Regions from separate parts of the Homo sapiens genome. Here region 2 is linked to region 1. A link is a loop called in an ENCODE intact Hi-C map of the cell type or tissue named here. Cell type or tissue: Caco-2. All regions are shown on one strand. Links, peaks and the distances in the headings refer to the core of each region. The heading gives the core; the rest is flanking DNA.

Region 1 (10,700 bases), core at 911-8,910:
TCCTTCAGGATTTTGTTCCCTCTGTTATCATTCATTTTCTATATGCAACTTCTTTTCTTCTCTCTCTCTCCTGTGTCTTTCCCCTCACCTGAGAACAAGTTCAAATATTTTATATCAGGACAACTCTTCTTGAGCTTTTCATGCAGCTCTAGATACTGCCGAGATAATTTTTCCATGTCTTATCCAATCTTGTCAAAAATAAATCTTCATGTTATGTTTCCAATTCCTCACCTCCCATTCACTAATTCATTATTGTCTTCAGTCAACAAAACTTAACAAGTGCTTCCTGTCTGACAGTTAACTCTAACCCAAACTCTTACTTCATAAATCCACTAACATTAACATTTCAGCTTGTCTTTTTTTTTTTTTTAGTTTTTGATAGTGTTAATCACTTCATTAGCCTCCCCTCCTGCTGTGTCTCTGTGAACATACTCATTTTTACATTTTATTCTACCTCTTGTCAAGGAAAAATTGTACCAAACAGAATCAAGCCAGCAGGACTATTCAAAACTATTGCCATAGAGGAGAAAGATTAATTTTGACTCTGCTGAAACAGAAAGCAGGAAGATTTTTAAAAGCTGGTGGGAACTAATGGAAAACTACTGGAGGATGTTGTAGGAGTAGCTCAGTGTAATCAGGCTATCTGTGTTTGCCCACTAGTGTTTATTAAAGTTAGTCTCCTATGCTCCCGCAGATATGGGAGACAGGGTCGCCATCTCCTTAGGTGATATTTCAAAGGGATAATCCACAGACTCTTAAGAAAGACATTCCTGGTAACATCACACACCAAGGCCTGTTGGGGGGTGGGGAGCAAGGGGAGGGACAGCATTAGGACAAATACCTAATGCATGTGGGACTTAAAACCTAGATGACAGGTTGATGGGTGCAGCAAACCACCATGGCACATGTATATCTATGTAACAAACCTGCAAGTTCTGCACAAGTATCCCAGAGCTTAAAGTGTAATAAATAAATTTTTAAAAGAAGAAAGCCATTCCTGGATTGTAGAAGATTTACTCTCAAAGGGACAGAGGCAGAATTTACAGTTGCAAGTTTTCTAAAGTAAATGTTCTAAGTAAAGGGAAGTCAGGGGCCTATAGATAGGGTTCTTTAGAAAGAACCTGTCTAAAGTTCAGTCCAGCTGAGGGGAATGTTATGGATAATTTGATCACTGTCTATTATGCTTTCCCTTCTTTCTTTGTCCTTCTTCTGTCACATCTTAAAAGCAGGGATCTTTAGTAATTATTATTTTACCTACTGCTGCTCATTTTATTCAATACCAACCCTGGGATGCCTTGGCTATCTCATAGTTTCAGTTATCACCTGCTAGATACCCTCCACAGCTTTTCTCATTCATTAATTACCACCCAAATTGTAATTTTTCTCTCTTATATATTTCTCAAATCATCCCCCCATTAATTTCTACTATAATTTGATGCCTTAGTCATTGCAATAGCTTTTTAAATAAGTGTCCTCCTACAAGTTTGCCTTCACACAACTGTCAAACATCTAACCAAAATGTAAATGTGACACGAGACTCCATAGCTAAAAATACTTCAAATTCTCCACAGAGCCCAAAGTTAAAGCCCAGGCTCCCTAACACGGACAGCACACAAACCTCCAGGACCGGGTCCTAGCCCATCTCTTTGGCCCCATTACTCAAAAGGTTGCCCTGTGAACACCAGGATGTCTCTCATCTCCAACCCCTAGCTCACTTTTATGTTTTAACCCATTCTGTTCTCATTCTCTCAACAAACCAAATACAACTTGTTTGGTATGATCATCTAAATTGTTACTAAGTTCCTGGCCAGGCATGAGGGCTCATGCCTGTAATCCCAGCACTTTGAGAGGCCAAGACAGGTGGATCACCTGAGGTCAGGAATTCAAGACCAGCCTGGCCAACAAGGTGAAACCCCATCTACTAAAAATACAAAAAATTAGTGAGGCATGGTGGCACATGTAATCACAGCTACTTGGGAGATGAGGAAAGAGAATCACTTGAACCTGGGAGCAGAGGTTGCAGTGAGCCAAGATCGCGTCATTGCACTCCAGCCTGGGCAACAAGAGCGAAACTCTGTCTAAAAAAAAAAATTAAATAAATAAATAAATTGTTACTAAGTCCCTGATCCTCATTAATTGGGTAAGGTGCCCTCTATAATGCTCTGTATGTTACACTTTGCACTTATCTATAAGTAACTGAGTGTGTTTGTACATTTCCCCTAAACATAAAGTCCTTATGAGGACTCCATCTTTTCCATTTTAAAATGCCCAGCAAAGAATACAATGCCAAGTACATAGTAGATATCTAACAATTATTCATCGAATTAGTTATTAAATTAAATGAGCGAACAAGTGTCTTAGTCCATTCAGGCTGGTATAACAAAATACCATAGACTGGGTAGTTTATAAACAACAGGAATTTATTTCTCACAGTTCTAGGGCTGAGAAGTCCAAAAGCAAGGTGCTAAAAAGACTAGAAATCTGGTGAAGGCCTATTTCCTGGTTCATAGATGCCACATTCTTACTGTGTCCTCTCATGATAGAAGAGTGAATGAGCTCTCTAGGGCGTATTTTATAAGGACACTAATCCCATTGAAGAGGGCTCTGCCTTCATGACCGAAACACCTCCCGAAAGGTCCCCATCTCCTAATATCATCACTTCAGGGATCAGAATTGCAGCCTACCAGTTTTGGAGAGACACAAACATTCAGACCATAGCAACAGGTAAATATGTAAATGGAAGGTTGAATGACTTAGGTATCCTTTTATGCTCACAACAAGATCATAGAGAAAGCAAATATGTCCATCCATACAAATACACACATTTACTAGCAAATATAAAATGACCTTCAAATCTGTTCTGTAAGTTTAGTGAAGTCTAAGCTCACTGACTTTTTAAGTGCTTTTACCATGCATTGCACAAAATTTCTCTTGGATGGAGGGGATATGTATAAAAATATTCTAGAGGCAGAATTCAGTTAATCTGATAGAGAACCTCAGGCAATCAGAATCCTCTAAAGTCATGATAGCACACGAGACCATTTTAGAAGCAAGCCTCAGGTGCCATTCTGAAAAAGGAAAGGATGCAAGACTCACTACAAGTTTTATATCTTGTTTAAGAGCAAATGAGATGTCTAAAATATTTTAGCCAATCTAATATTTTTAAACCACTACTTTCACCCCCATAACTCATTAATATCCATTATGCTAATTAACAAGCCATTAATTCTGCCAATGAACACCCATTGCTAATGTGCTAATTAGCTAATATTTGGTGCTAGGAATAAAGAAAGCTAAAGCACTTAAAATAGTGCTTTTGGAGTGTGGCCTTGCTAATTAAATGTTAGTTGACCACCTCCGGAGTGTGAATACTGGATTAGGGCAACTGACTACCGCTCAGGTAGAGATTAAAGCTAATCAATGCACACACATTGTTTATGCTAAAGAATTGTCAAGCAGATTATGGTCACCATAGCACTCACTGTTTTACATGCACATAAACTCTGACTATTAATAATAGAACCCCGAAACTCTTGTTTAGCCTTTCCTTCCACAGAATGAGAAATTATGGTCTTAAGATTTATTTTCCAAATGCTTCTGCATGCACTTTACAAATGTGGTTTCTACAATCAATATTTAAAGGAGAAAAGAAAATATATTTGATGTACCTATCCAAATATTTAGCATTACACCTCAGAGGAAAATGTATCTTCGTGTCTTTATTATGTCATCAGCTTATGGCTTGAAGCATAAAGATAAATTTCTTCAAAGTCCTTCTTTTTATTAACAAGATAGAAAATAAATATGAACTTTTAACAATCCAAGATACAATCCTTTCTTCCTTAATATCCTCACATTAATCTTTACCTCTGCAATGGTGATGAAAACCATGTAGCATTATTATTGTTTAGTCTTGAATAAGATGTATTAGCAAAGTTAATCCAAGGGGAATGCACACTATTACGCATCTGAAACCTGCAGCATTAATACAGTTCTCAAATCTGTAGGATAAACATATAACTTTTTGGAAGTCAAAACACAATAGATCAGCACACAGCACAGCCTATTTAAATATATTTTGATATATTTCCTTCCATTTATCTTAGATATAAAGACTAGTCAATTTCATATCTCAAATATGGTTTTCTGTGTTGTATGCTTGATATACTACAGAGGACAAGGAAAGACTCCTAAGTGTCAAATAGTAAATCTTTACTCAATTCTTATAAACGTAAAGAATGACAAAAAATGGACTCTAAAGAACAAAAGAAATGTTGTTATATTGAAGTAGTTGTAACTATCCATGACAATATAACAGTGGACAGTTCATACACACACACACACACACACACACACACACACACACACACACATCCCAACACATAATAGATTTTAATCATGTTTTCTCTTAAATACCATGGGTGTTACATAGTATAAATTAATTATTTTATCTCAACTTTGTCTAAATTAAGTCAAGTTTGGTCAAAAACACTGATCTCTGTTTTCATGTTGGCTAAGGCACTCTTTACTGTGTAGAGTTCATTTGCTCTGGAATAAGTTTTTATAATATTCTATACGTTCATCAAACTGATAAATATTTTGTGCTTGTCATAGTGGAAATGAACATCCTCAGTCTTCACTATGCCAATATGTAAAATGCAACTAATCTATTCAGATGAAAATTACAATGAGAGCAATTATTTTATTTAGGATTTACCCTAAGCAAACTTGTGGGGGGAAAAAAAAACCAAAACACCTAGATTTGGTTTACAAATGATTGAACTCCTGCTCTTGACACCACTTCTATTCTAATTCCACACTGCCATATTTTATAGCTATACATGGGTCGCCGATTGATTCCCACAGTGAAATCTTTCCTGGATTTACCTATTTTGAACATAAAACAATATCCAAACCTTCCCATTTTCCATTCCGTTGAAAGGTACTACCCTTCTATTATTTTCTCTGTTCCTACATATCAATTAGAAAAGCAAATGAAGTAATTTATACTATGCTATTAATATAACAACTGAATATGGGATCCCCTAAGAAACATATTTGAATATTAATACATTCATTATTCAACAAATATTCATTGAGTGTCTCCAATGCATTAAGTATTGTTCTATTCTACACCACTGGGGAGGTATTAGTGAAGACGATCAGTGAAGAAAGCAGACAAAGACACCAGCCCTCCTGAAGCACACATTCCAGAAAAGAGAAAGAGACAACAGACACTAGTATATTTGCATATTAGGAAATGGTTAATGCTATGGAAAACAAAAAGAAGAAAATAGAACAGGATAAGAAGATCTGTAGTATAGGGAAGGAGAAAGGGTTGCAATAATTGAGAAGGTGATTTATGACCAGAGACTTGAAGGAGGTGAGGAACAAGCCATTCAGACATGTGGGAAAAGTGCCGAGAGCAAACACTGCAAAGGCCCTAAGGCAGGAAGCAGGCCTGAGATGCTTGAGGAACAGCAAAGAAGACAGTGTGGCTGAGCTCAGCAGAGTGAGCTAGGTAGAGAGTAGGAAGAAAGATAAGAAAGATAAGAAAAAAGGGGAGTGGAAGAGAAAGTCAAGATTATCTAGGGTCTTGTTAATAAATAACTTATGAACTTAACCTGTCATGACCAAAAACAGTGCAGGATGCACCAGTTACAACTGCATACTTATTCCTTTATTCATTCAATAAGTTTTAAGTGTCCAATAAATACCAAGCACTAAGTGAGGTGTGAAGATCCAAAAATGTAAATGGTGCCTTTGGAGAGTTTAAATTTAGCAGGAATACAAAGCAGGGAATTACAGCACAAAGCAAAAAGTCCTATAATGGTAATATTTATAAGACACACTCATATTATACGAGAAATAGCTCAAAGTGCAGCAGAGAAGATAGAAAGTGGAGTTTCAGAAAAGGATAGGCAGTAGTTGAACTGAGATTAGCTGAGCAGAAATGTAGATGTCTCATACATGGGAAGGGCACTCTTAGCAAAAGAAATACAGTCATGTATTACTTAATGATGGGCATACGGTCTGAAAAATGAGTCATTAGGCAATTCTCTCACTGTGTGAACATCATAGAGTGTACTTACATGAACCTAGGTGGTATAGCCTACTATACACCTAGGCTATATGGTATAGCCCATCGCTTCTAGGCTACAAACATGTACAGCATATTACTGTACCGAAACACTATAAAAAATTGGAAGACAATATTATTTGTGTATCTAGACATAGACTTCAAAGAAACAACAGTTTTTTTAAAAAGACGGGAAGGTTTTTTTTAAAAAAGACAAGAAGGTCATTATGTAATGACAAAAGGATCAATGCAAAAAGAAGATATTACAATCCTAAATTTATATGCACCTAATACTGGATCTACCAGATTCATAAAACAATCACTACAATACCTAAGTAATGAGATAGCAACACAATAAGAGTGGGGGACTTCAATACTCCACTGATAGCATTAGACATATCATCAAGAGAGAAAATTAACCGAGAAACAATGGGCTTAAAGTACATTCTAGAACAAAAGTGCACTCTAGATCTAACAGATATTTACAGAGCATTCTACCCAAGAACTGCAAAATATACACTCTTCTCATTGGCACATGGAACATTCTCCAAGACAGACCATATGATAAGTCACAAGACAAGTCTCAATAAATTTTTATAAACAAAAATCATGTGAAGTATTTTCTCAGACCACAATGGAATAAAACTAGAAATCAACTCCAAAGGCACTCCCAAAACCATACAAATACATGGAAATTAAACAATCTACTCCTGAATGAATTTTCAGGTAACAATGAAATTGAGATACAAATCAAAAAAATTATTTGAAATGAATAAATTAAGTGACACAAGTTATCAAAACCTCCAGGACAAAGCAAAAGCAATGCTAAGAGGAAATTTTATAAGTCCAAAATGCCTACATCAAAAGGTTGTCATTAAAAAAAAATGACAACTTAATGTCACACCTCAAAGAACTAGAGAATTATTCACAAACTAAACCCAAAGCTAGCTGTATTAGTCTGTTTTCACAGTGCTTTAAAGATACATGAGACTAGGTAATTTATAACCAAAAAACGTTTATTGGTTCACAATTCCACATGGCTGGAGAAGCCTTAGGAAACTTACAATCATGGCGGAAGGCAAAGGGGAAGCAAGGCATGTCTTACGTGGCATCAGGAGACAAAGAGAGCGCAGGGGAAACTGACACTTTTAAACCATCAGGCCTCATGATAACTCCTTCACTATCACAAGAGTAGCATTGGGGAAACCACCCCATGATCCAATCACCTCTTACCAGCTCCCTCCCTCAACATGTGGGGATTACAACTCAAGATGAGAATTGGGTGGGAACACAGAGCCAAACCATATCATTAGCCGAAGAAAAGAAATAATAAAGATCAGAGTAAAACTAAATGATATTGAAACAAAACTATACAAAAGATCAATGAAACAAAAAGCTGATTCTCTGAAAAGATAAACAAAGTTGATAGACAATTGTTAGATTAACCAAGAAAAGAAGAGAGAAGATTCAAATAAGGTCAATTAGAAATGAAATGGGAGACATTAGAACCAACACCAGAGAAATACAAAAGATCATTCGAGACTACTATCAATGCCTCTATGTATACAAACTAGAAAACCTAGAGAAAATTGATAAGTTCCTGGAAACACACAAAACCTCCTGAGAGAAATAGAAATCCTGAACAGACCAATAAAGAGCAGTAAGACTGAATCAGTAATAGTAATAATAATAGTAATAATAAAAAGACAACAAAAAAAGCCCAAGGCCAGATGGATTCACAGGTGAATTCTACCAGACATTCAAAGAATTGGTACCAATCCTACTGAAGCTCTTCCAAAAGATTGAGAAAAAGGGAATGCTGCCTAAATCATTCTATGAAGCCAGTATCACCACGATACATAAACAGGAAAAGGCATTTAAAAAAAAGAAAGAAAACTACAGACAATAACCCTGGTGAACATAGATGCAAAAATCTTCAACAAAATAACAGCTAACTAAATCCAACCATACATCAAAAATATAATACATGATGATCAAGTGGGTTTCATCCCAGGGATGAAAGAATGGTTTAACATATGCAAGTCAATAAATGTGACACATTACATAAACAGAATTAAAAATAAAAACCATAGGTTAGGCCAGGCATGGTGGCTCATGCCTGTAATCCCAGCACTTTGGGAGGCTGAGGCGGGCAGATCACAAGGTCAGGAGTCTGAGACCAGCCTGGCCAATATGATGAAACCCCAACTCTATTAAAAATACAAAAATTAGCCGGACGTGGTGGAGGGCACCTGTAGTCCCAGCTACTTGGGAGGCTGAGGCAGGAGAATTGCTTGAACCCAGGAGGCAGAGGTAGCAGCGATCCAAGACTGCGCCACTGCACTCCAGCCTGGGTGAGAGTAAGACTTCACCTCAAAACAAAACAAAGTAAAACAACAACAAAAAACCCCATATGTTCTTCTTAATAGATCCAGAAAAATCATTTGATAAAATCCAACATCCCTTTAAGACGAAAACCTTCAACAAACTAGGCATAGAAGGTACTCACCCCAAATTAATAAAAGCCATATGTGACAAACCCACAGCCAACATTATACTGAATGGGGAAAAGTTGAAAGCATTCCCACTGGGCATTGGAACAAGACAAGACACCACTTCTATTCAACATAGTACCAGAAGTCCTAGCCAGAGCAAGCAGGCAAGAGAAAGAAATAAAGGGCATTCAAATTGGAAAGGAGGAAGTCAGACTATCGATATTTGCTGATGATGTTATCGTATACTTAGAAAACCCAAAAGACTCCTAGATTTAATAAACAAATTCAGTAAAATCTCAAGTTACTAAGTCAATGCACACAAATCAGTACCACTGCTATATACGAACAATGACCAAGCTGAGAATCAAATCAAGAACCTAATCTCTTTTGCAGAAGTTGCCAAATATTATAATAATAATAAGAAGAAGAAGATACCTAGGAATATACTTAACCAAAAAGGTAAAAGATCACTACAAGGAGAACTACAAAACACTAATGAAAGAAATTGTAGGTGACACAAACAAATGGAAACACATCCTATGCTCATGGATTGGAAGAATCAATATTGTAAAAAATGACCATACTCCCCAAAGCAATCTACAGATACATTGCAATTCCTATCAAAATATCAACATTATTTTTCACAGAATTTGAAAAAGCATCTTAAAATTCATATGGAACCAAAAAAGATCCCAAATAGCCAAAGCACTCCTTAGCAGAAAGAACAAATCTGCCGGTATCACATTATCAGACTTCAAGTTATACTACAAGACTATCATAAACAAAACAGCATAGTATTGGTATAAAAGTAGACACATAGACCAATGGAACAAAATAGAGAATCCAGAAATAAAGCCAAATATTTACAACCAACTCATCTACAAAGCACACAAAAACACAAATTGGAGAAAGGACAGCCTATTTAATAAATGATGCAGGGAAAACTGGCTAGCCACATGAAGAAGAATGAAACTGGATCACTACCTCTCATCTTATAAAAAAATGAACTCAAGATGGATCAAAGACCTAAATGTAAGACCTGAAACCATAAAAATTCTAGAAGATAACCCTGGAAAAATTCTTCTGGACATTGGGCTAGGCAAAGAATTCATGACTAAAACCCCAAGAGCAAATGCAACAAAAACAAAAACAAATATATGGGACCTGACTAAATTAAAAGCTTCTGCTCAGCAAAAGAAATAATCAACAGAGTAAAAAGACAACCTACAGAATGGGAAAAAATATTTGCAATGTTTACATCTAACAAAAGACTGCTATCCAGAATTTACAAGGAACTCAAACAAATTAGCAAGAAAAGAACAAATAATCCCATCAGAAAGTGGGCAAAGGATATGCACAGACATTTCTCAAAAGAAGATATACAAATGGCCAATAAACATATGAAAAAAATGCTTAACATCTCTAATCATAAAGGAAATGCAAATTAAAACCACAATTATATACCACCTTATTCCTGCAAGAATGGTCATTATTAAAAAGTCAAAAAACCATAGATGTTGGCATGGATGTGGTTAAAGAGGAATGTTTATACAGTGCTGATGGGAATGTAAATTCATACAACCTCTGTGGAAAATAGTATGGCGATCCCTTTAAGAACTAAAAGTAGATCTACCATTCAATCCAGCAATCCCACTACTGAGTATCAACGCAAAGGAAAAGAAGTTATTATATGAAAAAAACACATGCACATGTAGGTTTATTGCAGTACAATTCACAATTGCCAAGATACGGAACCAACCTAAGTGCCCACTGACCAACGAGTGGATAAAGAAAATTTGGTATATATACACCACGGAAGACTATTCAGCCATAAAAAGGAATGAAATAATGTCTTTTGTAGCAACTTGGATATAGCTGGAGGCCATTATTCTAGGTGAAGTAATTTAAGAATGAACAAACTAATACCATGTGTCATCACTCATAGTGGAAGCTAAGCTATGAGCACACGAAGGCATACAGCATGATATAATGGACTTTGGAGACTCAGAGGGAGGATGTTGGAAATGAGGGTGTAAGATTAAAGACTACTTATTGAGTACAACGTACACTACTTGGCTAATGGGTGCACTAAGGTCTCACAATTCACCACTATATAATTCATCCAT
Region 2 (10,700 bases), core at 1,788-9,787, 110 kb before region 1:
CCCCAGAACTTAAAATATAATAAAAACAAAACAAAAAAATCCCTTAAGGAATTATTTATAAGATGCAAAAAGTAGACAATGAAGGACACTCATTCTAGGAGGTTCCTTTGAAACCAAAGCAGCCATAGTGTGTTGAATTATCAATGTTGCCCTGAAAACTAAAGAGACTGTGTACTGTTTTGGAGCATCAGTCAGAGATGTTAGGAAATGTCCATTACAGAATATTTCTTTACCAATTAGCTGTACCAGAAAAGCTACAAATGGTAGTTCTCAAGTAATAAAAACCTCTTTTATAAAATGTAAATATGTTGGGTTTGCAAAGCTGGTTCTATTCATCAGGATGATATTGCAGAATTTACGATTTGCTTTCATTGTCACACCAGCATTATTAGCTATTACCTATTTAGAAAATACTGTTTTATTTGCTTTGAGAACTGAATGCAAGATTAAAAAAAAAATCTTAAAGAATGATAGAAAAACTGAAGAAACAAAAGGAAAAACAGTAGAGCCCACTCTGACAGTATCGACATCATGATTTCAGCCTTGGTTCAGTTCTTGCATTCCCTCAAAACATATGCACCACAGAAAAGCCTGAGCAGACGTTGTTAGAATCCCAGCTTTTCATGTAAGAAAACTAAAGATAAATTCATAAAGTAAAACTGGCTCACCTACTTTAAGGAATTGTCTGATGACCAAAGAATTAATTCCTTGTTATAAAAATGGCATTTTTTAGCAAGAGTCTCAAATTTCACAACAGATCATGCTACCAACACAGCTACTACACAGCTATTTAATCTCAGAAACGTTATACCAGCAATCTGGGTTTTTTTTTTTTCATTTTTAAAATAGAGTTTAATTTTTTAGTTTTGATACATGTATAGAGGTTAAATTTTTAGTTTTGATACATTGCATACATTGTGGAATGATCAATCAGGCTAAGTAACATATCCATCACCTCAAATATTTATCATTTTGGGGGTGAGAACATTTTAAATTGTTAGTTATCTTTAAATACACAATACACTATTATTAACTCTATGTTGTGCAATAGATCACCAGAACTTATTTCTCCTGTCTGACTGAAATTCAGGTCCCTTTCACTAATGTCTTTCCTTTCCCCGTCAATCTCCCCTTACCCCCCCAACCTCTGGGAACCACCATTCTGATCTATACTTCTACAAGTTTGACTTTCTTAGATTCCTCGTACAAGATTATACTTGTCTTTCTGTGTCTGATTTATTTTACTTAGCATAAAGCTGGTTCTATCCTCTAGGTTCACCCATGTTGTCAAAAATGAGAGAATTTTCTGGTTTTTTGAGGCTGAATTGTATTCTATTGTATATATAGGTTTTTTAAAAATCTATTCCTTCACTGTTGGGCAAGTTGATTGTTTTCATTTCTTAGCTATTGTAAGTAATGTTGCAGTGAGCATGGGAATGCAGACATCTCTTTGACATATTAATATTAGTCCCTTTGACTATAAACCAGAAGTGCAATTACTAGGTCTTATGGTGATTCTGTTTTTAGTTTTTTTGAAGAACCTCCATATTGTTTACCAAAATATGTGTACTAATTTACAATACCACCAACAGTGTACAAGGCTTCCCTTTTCTTCACATTTTTGACAACCTTATTTATCATCTTTTTTATAATAACTAATCCAACAGGTGTGAAGTGATGTCTCATTGTGGTCTAATTTGGATCTCTGATAAGAGATGTTGAGCATTTTTTCATATGTCTGTTGGCCTTTTGTATGTTTTCTTTTGAAAACTGTCTATTCAGATTCCTTTGCCAATTTTTGATAGAGTTATTTGTTGTCCTAATATGGAGTAATTTGAGTTCCTTGTATATTTTGAATATCGGCCATTTATCCAATGTATAATTTGAAAATATTTTTATCAGTATGTAGATTGTCCCTTCACTCTGTTGTTTCCTTTTTCTGTGCAGAAGCTTTTTAGCTTGATGCAATTCCAATTGTCTATTTTTGCTTTTGTTTACTATGCTTTTGGGATCTTTTCCAAAAAATCACTGGCCAGATCAATGTCATAGAGCTTTTACCTTATATTTTCTTCTAGTAGTTTTACAGTTTCGGGCCTTATATTTAAGTCTTTAATTCATTTTGAGTTGACTTTTGTAGAAAGAGTGAGATAAGAGTCTAATTTCATTCTCCTGTATGGAGATACCCCATTTTCCCAAAACTTACTGAAGAGATTCTCTTTGTCCCACTGTGTGTTCTTGGAACCTTTGTCACAAATCAACTGACCATAAATGTGTGGGTTTATTTCTGGGCTCTATATCCTATTCTATTGTTTCATGTGTTTGTTTTTATGCCAGTACCATATGGTTTTTATAATTATAGCTTTGTAGTATATTTTGAAATCTGTAGTGTGTTGCCTCCAGCTTAGTTCATTTTTGCTCAAGATGGCTTTGGCTATTTTGGATCTTTTGTGGTTTAATATTAATTTTAAGATAGTTTTTTCTATGTTCGTGAATAATGACATTGGAATTTTGTAAGGTATTACATCTGTAGATTTATTTAGGTAGTGTAGACATTTTAACAATATTAATTATTCCAATCCAAGAATATGAGTTTTTTTATTTATTTGTGTCATCAATTTATTTCATCGATGTTTACAATTTTCAGTGTATAGATCTTTTACTTCCTTGGTTAAATTTACTTTTAAGCATTTTTCTTATGCTGCTACAAATGGAATTGTTTTCTTTACTTCTTTTTTAGGTAGTTCTTATTAATGTATAGAAGTATTACTGACTTTTGTAAGTTGATTTTGTAACCTGCAACTTTATTGAATTTTTTATTTCAAATAGTTTTACAGTAGAGTCTTTAAGATTTCCCACATTACAAGATCATGTCATCAGCAAACAGAGACAATTACATAATTATTTTATACTTAGATGCAATTTATTTATTTCTCTTGCCTAATTGCTCTGGCTAAGATGTCCAGTAGTATGCTGAATAGAAGTGGTGAGAGTGGGCATCCTTGCCTTATTACTGATCTTAGAAGAAAAGCCTTCAACTATTCAATTGTTGGGTATGTTGTTAGCTGTGGGCTTGTCATTACTGTTTTGAGATACAGTCCTTCTATATTTTATTTGTTGAGAGTTTTAATCTTGAAAGACTGTGGAATTTTGTCAAATGCTTTTTCTGCATCTATTGAGAGGATCACATGGTTTTTGTCCTTCATTCTGTTAATATGGCAAATCATGTTTATTGATTTGCGTACGTTGAGCCATCCTTGCACCCCATGGATAAATCTTACTTGATCTTGATTAATGATCCTTTTAATATACTGTGGAATATATTTTCCGAGTATTTTATTGAGGATTTTTGCTTCTATGTTCATTAGTGATATTAGCCTGTAGTTTCCTTTTCTTGCCGTGTCTTTGCCTGGCTTTGGTATCAAAGTGATGCTGACCTTGTAAACTGAGTTTGGAAGTATTCCTTCTGGTTCAAATTTTCGGAAGTGTTTGAGAAAGATTGGCATTAATTCTTCATATATTTCGTAGAATTGAGCCAAATAGCCTCCTGTTCCTGGGCTTTTCTTTGATAGAAAACCTTTAATTACTAATTAAATCTCCCTACTCTGTATTGGTCTGTTCAGATTTCCTATTTCCTTGTGATTCAGTCTTGGTAGGTTATATGTTTCTAGGAATTTGTGAATTCCTTCTACGTTCTCCAATTGGTTGTAATATATTTGGCCATAGTAGTCTCTTATGATTCCTTGTATTTCTGTGTTATCTCTTGCAATATCTTCTCTTTCATTTCTGATTTTGAGTCTTCTTTTTTTTCTCTATTAAGGGTTTGTCCATTTTATTAAGCTTTTCCAAAAAAAAAGCCCCTCAATTTTATTGATCTTTTGTATTTTTTTTCTAGCGTCTATTTTATTTATTGCTTCTCTGATCTTTGTTTTAGATAAACTAGAAAAACAGAACTACTATCCAGATAATGTTAATTAAACATCCTCTTGAGCTGTGCAAAAACAAAAATTTCTATTCTATAGTACTGGGATCCACAGATGCACTTAAGAATAAGAATATGAGAGATGGAAAGCCCTCAGATACATTCCTAAGAGCAGATAGGAGGTCAAGCATCTTGACATAAAAATTGAATTATAAAATTTAGAACCTTCATATTAGTTGTTCATGACATAAAGCAAGCATATCAACAGAGTAGAATTCAGCACTGAATTTCAGTTGCTACAGATTGAAGACTGAAAGTGATATGATTTCAAACCTACACAAAAATATATAAAGCTGATGTCTAATCAGAGTGCTTTGATAATTCTGAGATTTCCAGTTCTCACTTATGGTCAAATGCAGAGTTCCCTAGGGAATTAATCAGAAAAGAACCAAATGTGTGGGTCATTTTTGCTGGGCTGGCTCATAGACTGTGCTGACAGTTCAACAAAAGAGGTAACTTGCATGATTAACAAAATCACTCTGCTCCATTTCTGTAAATTTAGCCAGAAAGACTCACTGGTTTTTAAAGAAGAGGATTAAGATATTTCAAGACAAGTGAGAAACATGAAGAAAAATTTCCTGTGTCCAACCAGACATAATATACATCATAATTGGTAGCAGCATGTTAAATTATCCTTAATCATGAAAATTAACTTATATTATGCATTCTTCCCATTTTGTATCTTTCAAATTACTTTAATTAGCACCAGTAGTATTTTTCTCTTAATCGCTTTCATGAAAATGAAGATTATCTTTTAAAAAAGTCTATTACACTGAGTTATCTTAAATCCCCAACCATATTTTATATGTTAGGCAAATATTAACTTGATTTATAAACATCAAATAATCCTTATTTTCCTCTTTATTTTAAAGGATTTTATAGAGTTTCCTGATAACTAGTATTATTTTCTTCTCAGACTGACTTTATATCTCAGTATTTTGGAAATTAAAATGTTTATTTCTATTACCCCCATGGATTTGATATCCTCACATATTCATGCTAGATAAATTGCATATTTTTAGGTATTGCCATATTTTCTAGATAGGAAATATCTGGTCATCTTTTCACACACAAAAGAGAAATTATGTGTGAACTAATGTTTTTCAAAACACGGTACACTGGCATCAGAGTACTTGTTGCAAATACAAACTGCAGGCTCCACTGCAGATCTACTGAAAAGAAGTTAGCAGGAGAGCAGGCGCCTGTATTTTTAATAAGCTCCTCAGGAGAATTCTTATGTACACTCAAGTGCATAAAAATGCTGGAGACAGATATCTGGAATACGCAGATTTAATTTTAAATATTTTTTTACAACAATCTGCATTGAAATGACAAATTTAAAGTGTAGAGTGGGAATTTTTTTTAAGAGAAATCTACTTTATAAGGAGTTTGGAGTAGCGTCCCAGTTCTCTTACAGAACCAGAATGAGTAAAATTAGTAAATCAGCCAAAAACAGTGCAGGTCAGTTGAACCTTGGAGAGGGAAAGAAAAATAAAACAGGGAGTGAGCAGAATTGCAGAATAGTTAGAATTCTCTTCAGTTTAAGAGAAATAGTTTCTAGGGCATTATGGGAATTAAAGATCAATGCTGTTCTGCCCATATACCATTCCTGGTTGCTCCATGTATAGGACCTTCACATTATCAAAATAATGTCATGATGAAATGCACAAGCAAATAAAATGGCAATTAGAGGAGAAGCCCCACTTATTTTAGGTAGGATGTTTGATAAACATTTGCTGAGGCTGAGCCAAAATAAGGACATCAGGAAAAAAATATGAGTGATGTAGAAAATCATTAACTTGAGCCTGCCTACCTAAAAAAAGAGAGAGAGCTTTATTCCAGGAACTGCTGAGTTGCTATTTCTAGTGATTATTCCAGTGGGTTTCAGTATTAAACAATTAATTATGCCCCTATATATGCATGTTGTCTCACCTGGTTAACTCATTGGCTTCAAGTTTCCCATTCCCTCTGCTCCACAGAAGCCCAGGCAGCTTGCTGTTTGATGGCTCTCCTCCCTGCCCTTAAGTCTCAAGAGTAAGAAGCTAGCCACAGTATTATAAACATTGGTCCATTTATTTAGGCAGGTAGCCTTTATTACCATGTTTTATTTTCTGTGAATTTTTTTTATCAAAGTAATACACGTACACTTTTAAAGTCTAACTATAATGAAAAACAATTCTCTTCCTCACCTCCCCTTTTCCTGAATCCCTCTCTTCTAAAATTTTTGGCTGTTTTTTTTTTCTGACACTAACCCACCTGGTTATAAAGTTATACTCCCATTTCTTATCGACTTAAGACATTAACAATTTTATAGTATTATGTATGAAGAAGATTTAAACTTTCACTTACTAGCTCTATTTTAGTGCCAGCCTCTCTTGCTCTCCTGCTATGCTTTGGGTGTCCTTCAGTATGGAGCCTCTAGTTCAATTTCTCCACCAAATAAACCTCTCTTCTCTTGCAGGGGTGAACGAGGCAGCTGTTTCACTGTACATTGCGGGGGTCCATCCCGCAGACCCTGACCCAACGACGGATGAGTAACGTACACTGACACAGATACTCCACTTGTCAGTCCGGCTGAAAGTCCGGGCGGCTTACAGACTCCAAGTAGAGTGCTGTAAAGAGTCAGCAGCCACGGACTGGACTCGCTGGCTCTCTGGGTATTTATTTAGCACACATTAAATGACAAAAGTCTTAAGTAAACAGCAGTAGAAGGTAATTACCATTGCTGACCCCGGAGTAGAGAGCAATCACGCACGCACAGCTAGTCAAAGGTTAGTCTTAGGACTACATGAGTAAACAAGCTATTTAGATAGACTCCTGTACATTCCTATGTTAATTACCCGGGCTATAGCTCAAAGAGGATTAGGCTGCCTTCAGCCATAACTTTATCCTGAGGCTTTTGCAAAAACCTTTGGCCTTCCAAGAAGGTTTATTTTTATTTTACAATTTTCCCCACCATCCTGACTGAACCCCTACAGTACAGGTTTAGGGAGGGGCTTGGGGGGAAAATGTCTTGCAAACACTTTCAATTCATCCTTCTCATTTGAGTCCACGTCCCATCCCACGCCAGCCAAACCTGGTACACTCCAATGTACCTGCCTGGCTTTGCTTTGGTGTTCTCTTCCTAGCTCATACCATTTACTGACTTCTAAAACATATGTTGTCATTTCCTATCCAATATTTTGTTGGCTTATACCATATTTATTTTCGTACTCCCACTTTACCCAGATTTAAGAAAGGGGCTGAGATAAATGCATATGTGCAGTACACCACAGTTAAACTCAAATCTTCTGAATAGTATAATCCCTCAATTGTGTCAACAGGTCACTTATGTATAAACTAAGAGTCGCTAGTTTCTGTTTTGGTTTGGTTTAATCTCATAAAACATATTCTTATTGTTTGAATTTTGATAATGTGATGAGGCTACAGTAAAAACAGGCATTCTCATATTCGTCATGGTCGTGTAAATTGGTACAAGTTTTTTGGAAAACAATTTAGCAGTATGTATTTAAAAGCCTTTAAAATGCTAAGTCTCCTGGACCCAGTAAAATCCCACTTCCAAAAATCTGTTCTAAGGAAAGAATCTTAAAAATAAGAAAACTATGCACAAAGATATTTATTATGTACATATTCTGAAAGGATAAAATAAGGGATAATCTCATACTAACAGTAAGAAAATGGCCAAGTAAGGAAAGGCATAAACACCCAATAGAATAGACAGATATTTTAAAATGTTGTTTACAAAGACTGAAAACAATGAATTTGGCAACTAGGCTAAAGGCCCACTCAAAATATTTCTAGGCTTTAGTGAGAAAGGTTTCTTCAAATATTGAACAAAACCTTGGAAATCGGTTTATTGAAGATGTGTTTATACGTTATTAGTATGTTAAAGCTGTTATTTGGTCTTGGATAAGAATTATTCAGTATTTAAAATATCTTCTAGGAACTAATTCTTAGAAAATTATAAGCTATGTTTTACAAAAGAAAATCCAAGTATTTAAAAAACACAAGGCAGTTCAGTTCAAAACGAGTTGGGGTGTATTGGAATCAGTAGAACTTATTTTTATAGCAGTACTAAATAGCTTCTGAATGTCTGTTTTGATAATGACACATGAATATTCTTACTCCAGGGGATAGCGAAACTAATTATTTGGGAACATTGGTGTTTTGAATTTATGCCAGGATTCTCTTTTTTGAGAATAATGAAAACCACTACATATAAATTAACCCATTTGTTCACATCATTTCTCACAGATACAGGGATGGAGCAAGTAGTTTCCCAAGTTTATAATTAGTGAGCTATGAAGAATATTTAGCATGTTGTTGAAATCTGTTTATAAAACTCAGCTCTCCTGTGCTCTAAATCAATTGTTCTTTGCTCTAGCCTTGTCATTTTATTATTGTGAAAAGGATCTCTCAACTGTGATCAACTGTACTGCTGAAGAGTTTAACCTCTCATTTCCTGGTAATGATTTTAGAGTATTTTTTTCATAACCTACAGTGAGCCTGAAGCAAATGAGAACATTAATGATCAATTATGTTGTTTGAACAAAGTTTATCATTGAAATTCAATGACTGAAGTCATTGTGACAACATTACTTTAAATGAATCTGAATGGCTTAATGACCTATGTCAGAATGAAGTATCACTATATATCATTAGTATCATCTTACCAGTGCTAAGAAAATAACTAGTGAGATGTTTTATGGTAAATGACTGTCTGGAAAGATTGTTTATTTTAAAATGTATTAAAAAAAAGTTTGTCCTCCTTGATTACTACAGACGACTTCAGTCAAACTAATAACATTTATTTCATTGTCTAAGATGAAAATTTGACCCATAATTAGTATTGTACCTTAAATAATCCTCCAGTGTATACAGAATTCCATTTTAATGACTGCCATCATACCATTTCATTCTATGTGATCACTATTTTCATTTCCCAGATAAAAGACTCAATTAATACTACTTTGATGCTATAAATATAATACATTCTATTAAATGAAAGCCCTATAAAATACATGTTCTTGTAAATTCCTGTCTATATGTCTGTTGGAAATAGCATCTTTTTCATTCAGTATTAATGTGCATATGTACAATAAATTTGTATGAATGTGAATTTTAGGTTATTTTTCTGCATTATGAATATTTTCTTATATTAAGAGATGCTGGGGACGGAAGCACTGGCTCACATCTGTAATCCCAGCACTTTGGGAGGCAGAGATGGGCAGATCATCTGAGGTCAGGAGTTCAAGACCAGCCTGGCCAACATGGTGAAATCCTGTCTCTACTAAAAATACAAAACTAGCCAAGCGTGGTAGCATATGCTTGTAATCCCAACTACTCAAGAGGTTGAGACAGGAGAATCACTTGAACCTGGGAAGCGGAGGTTGCAGTGAGCCTAGATCACGCCATTGCACTCCAGCCTGGGAGACAGAGCCAGACCCCATCTCACACACACACACACACACAAAAAAAAGAGAGAGAGAGAGAGAGAGACAGAGAGAGACATAGAGATGCTGGTACTTTGAAGAGTGTGGATGGAACTGTAATAGGAATTGGGTCCTGAATGGATTCCCTTCTTATGTGTGCCAATAGCAATACAGTTATGTTTGACTCAACCGTGTGGTAATTTGAGAAAGAAAAAGAAAAGAAACATGTAACTTTAGGTTACCCCCAAACTTACCAGAAATGTGGGCATGTTCCCTTACTAAATATCAAGTCCCTGTGGTAAGGTGAAAAAGGAAAGAAAATTGCCTTGAGAATAAAATTGAGGCCTGTAATTCCATTGTGTTACCAGTTGTCAACTTTCTGTAGTACAAGCTTGTTTAAAAGGAAAGATTAAAATGTCCATATTCACAAATCGCCAATACATTTGGAAAAAGATGTCAAATTGTATTAGAAATATATTCAAACATATGTATTCTCTTCCTTGAATACTCTAATCAAATACTCAACTCCTTTAACAGTTTTTCTTGATATGTTTTTTTCTCCCAAAAATATTATTGCTCGATTTTCAGAATTCCCGTAGGATTTTGTACTTAGTTAATTTTCCACAAGGTTCTCTCTATTGTGTAATGGTTTTTCTTCATGATTATTTCTTCTACCAAGCCAGGAGCTCTTTAAAGACTGAGACTATCTTACTTATCTTTATACTCCAGGTGAAAGTCATAGGAACAATTAATTCTAAATGTTTTAAAATCATCAAATTTTATCAACAAATATTTATTGATTCCCTACTATTTTGTAATGAATAAGATAAATCCCTTCATGGAATTTACATACTAATGTAAAGTGACAGACAAATAAACAAATATCTCTTCTATGAAAAATAAAACTAGTTTGAGGATATAGAAAGTGATGAACAGGTGTTGTTTTAGGTAGAATAGACATGGAAAGCCTTTCTGGATTGGTGATTAGATTGGAGTGAATATCTCAGTGAATAAGAGAGTGCCATTGGGTGGAGATGACAAAGATTCTCTCCTTGGACAAACTCTAGACAAGCTTCTCTGAGGCCTCTTCTTGACTAGACCTCAACCTTATCCCATAAAACCTGCAGACTCTCAGTACAAATTATTTTCATCTACTGCATCCCATCCCCTATATACGCACACTGTTTAAGAGACTTGAACAAACATCAGTATAGTTTCTAACAGCTCAAGACCACATCACTAGGGTGATGACTTCCCCCTTAAGTGCCTGCCTGAAAACACTCAATGCT

What was found. A loop is a pair of places that touch in the nucleus more often than their neighbours do. Peaks named below come from ENCODE experiments on the same cell type or tissue, not always from the same donor. Only the 100,000 strongest peaks of a DNase experiment are listed, where the experiment ranks them.
Region 2: it touches region 1 in a loop (5-fold over the local background); 2 of 110 quality-filtered maps call a loop at or near these places.

The regions. Positions count from the first base shown.
Region 1 is chr14:48,909,117-48,919,816 of GRCh38, forward strand. The region is part of intron 4 of LOC105378178 (a long non-coding RNA gene); the gene reads right to left. Among named protein-coding and RNA genes, the nearest start is that of RPS29, 670 kb to the right of the region's middle. In Caco-2, for the core only: no CTCF peak of the experiment used is centred there; a DNase peak (open chromatin) is centred at 5,465.
Region 2 is chr14:48,798,849-48,809,548 of GRCh38, forward strand. All of the region lies in intron 4 of LOC105378178 (a long non-coding RNA gene), which reads right to left. Among named protein-coding and RNA genes, the nearest start is that of RPS29, 780 kb to the right of the region's middle. In Caco-2, for the core only: no CTCF peak of the experiment used is centred there; a DNase peak (open chromatin) is centred at 6,683.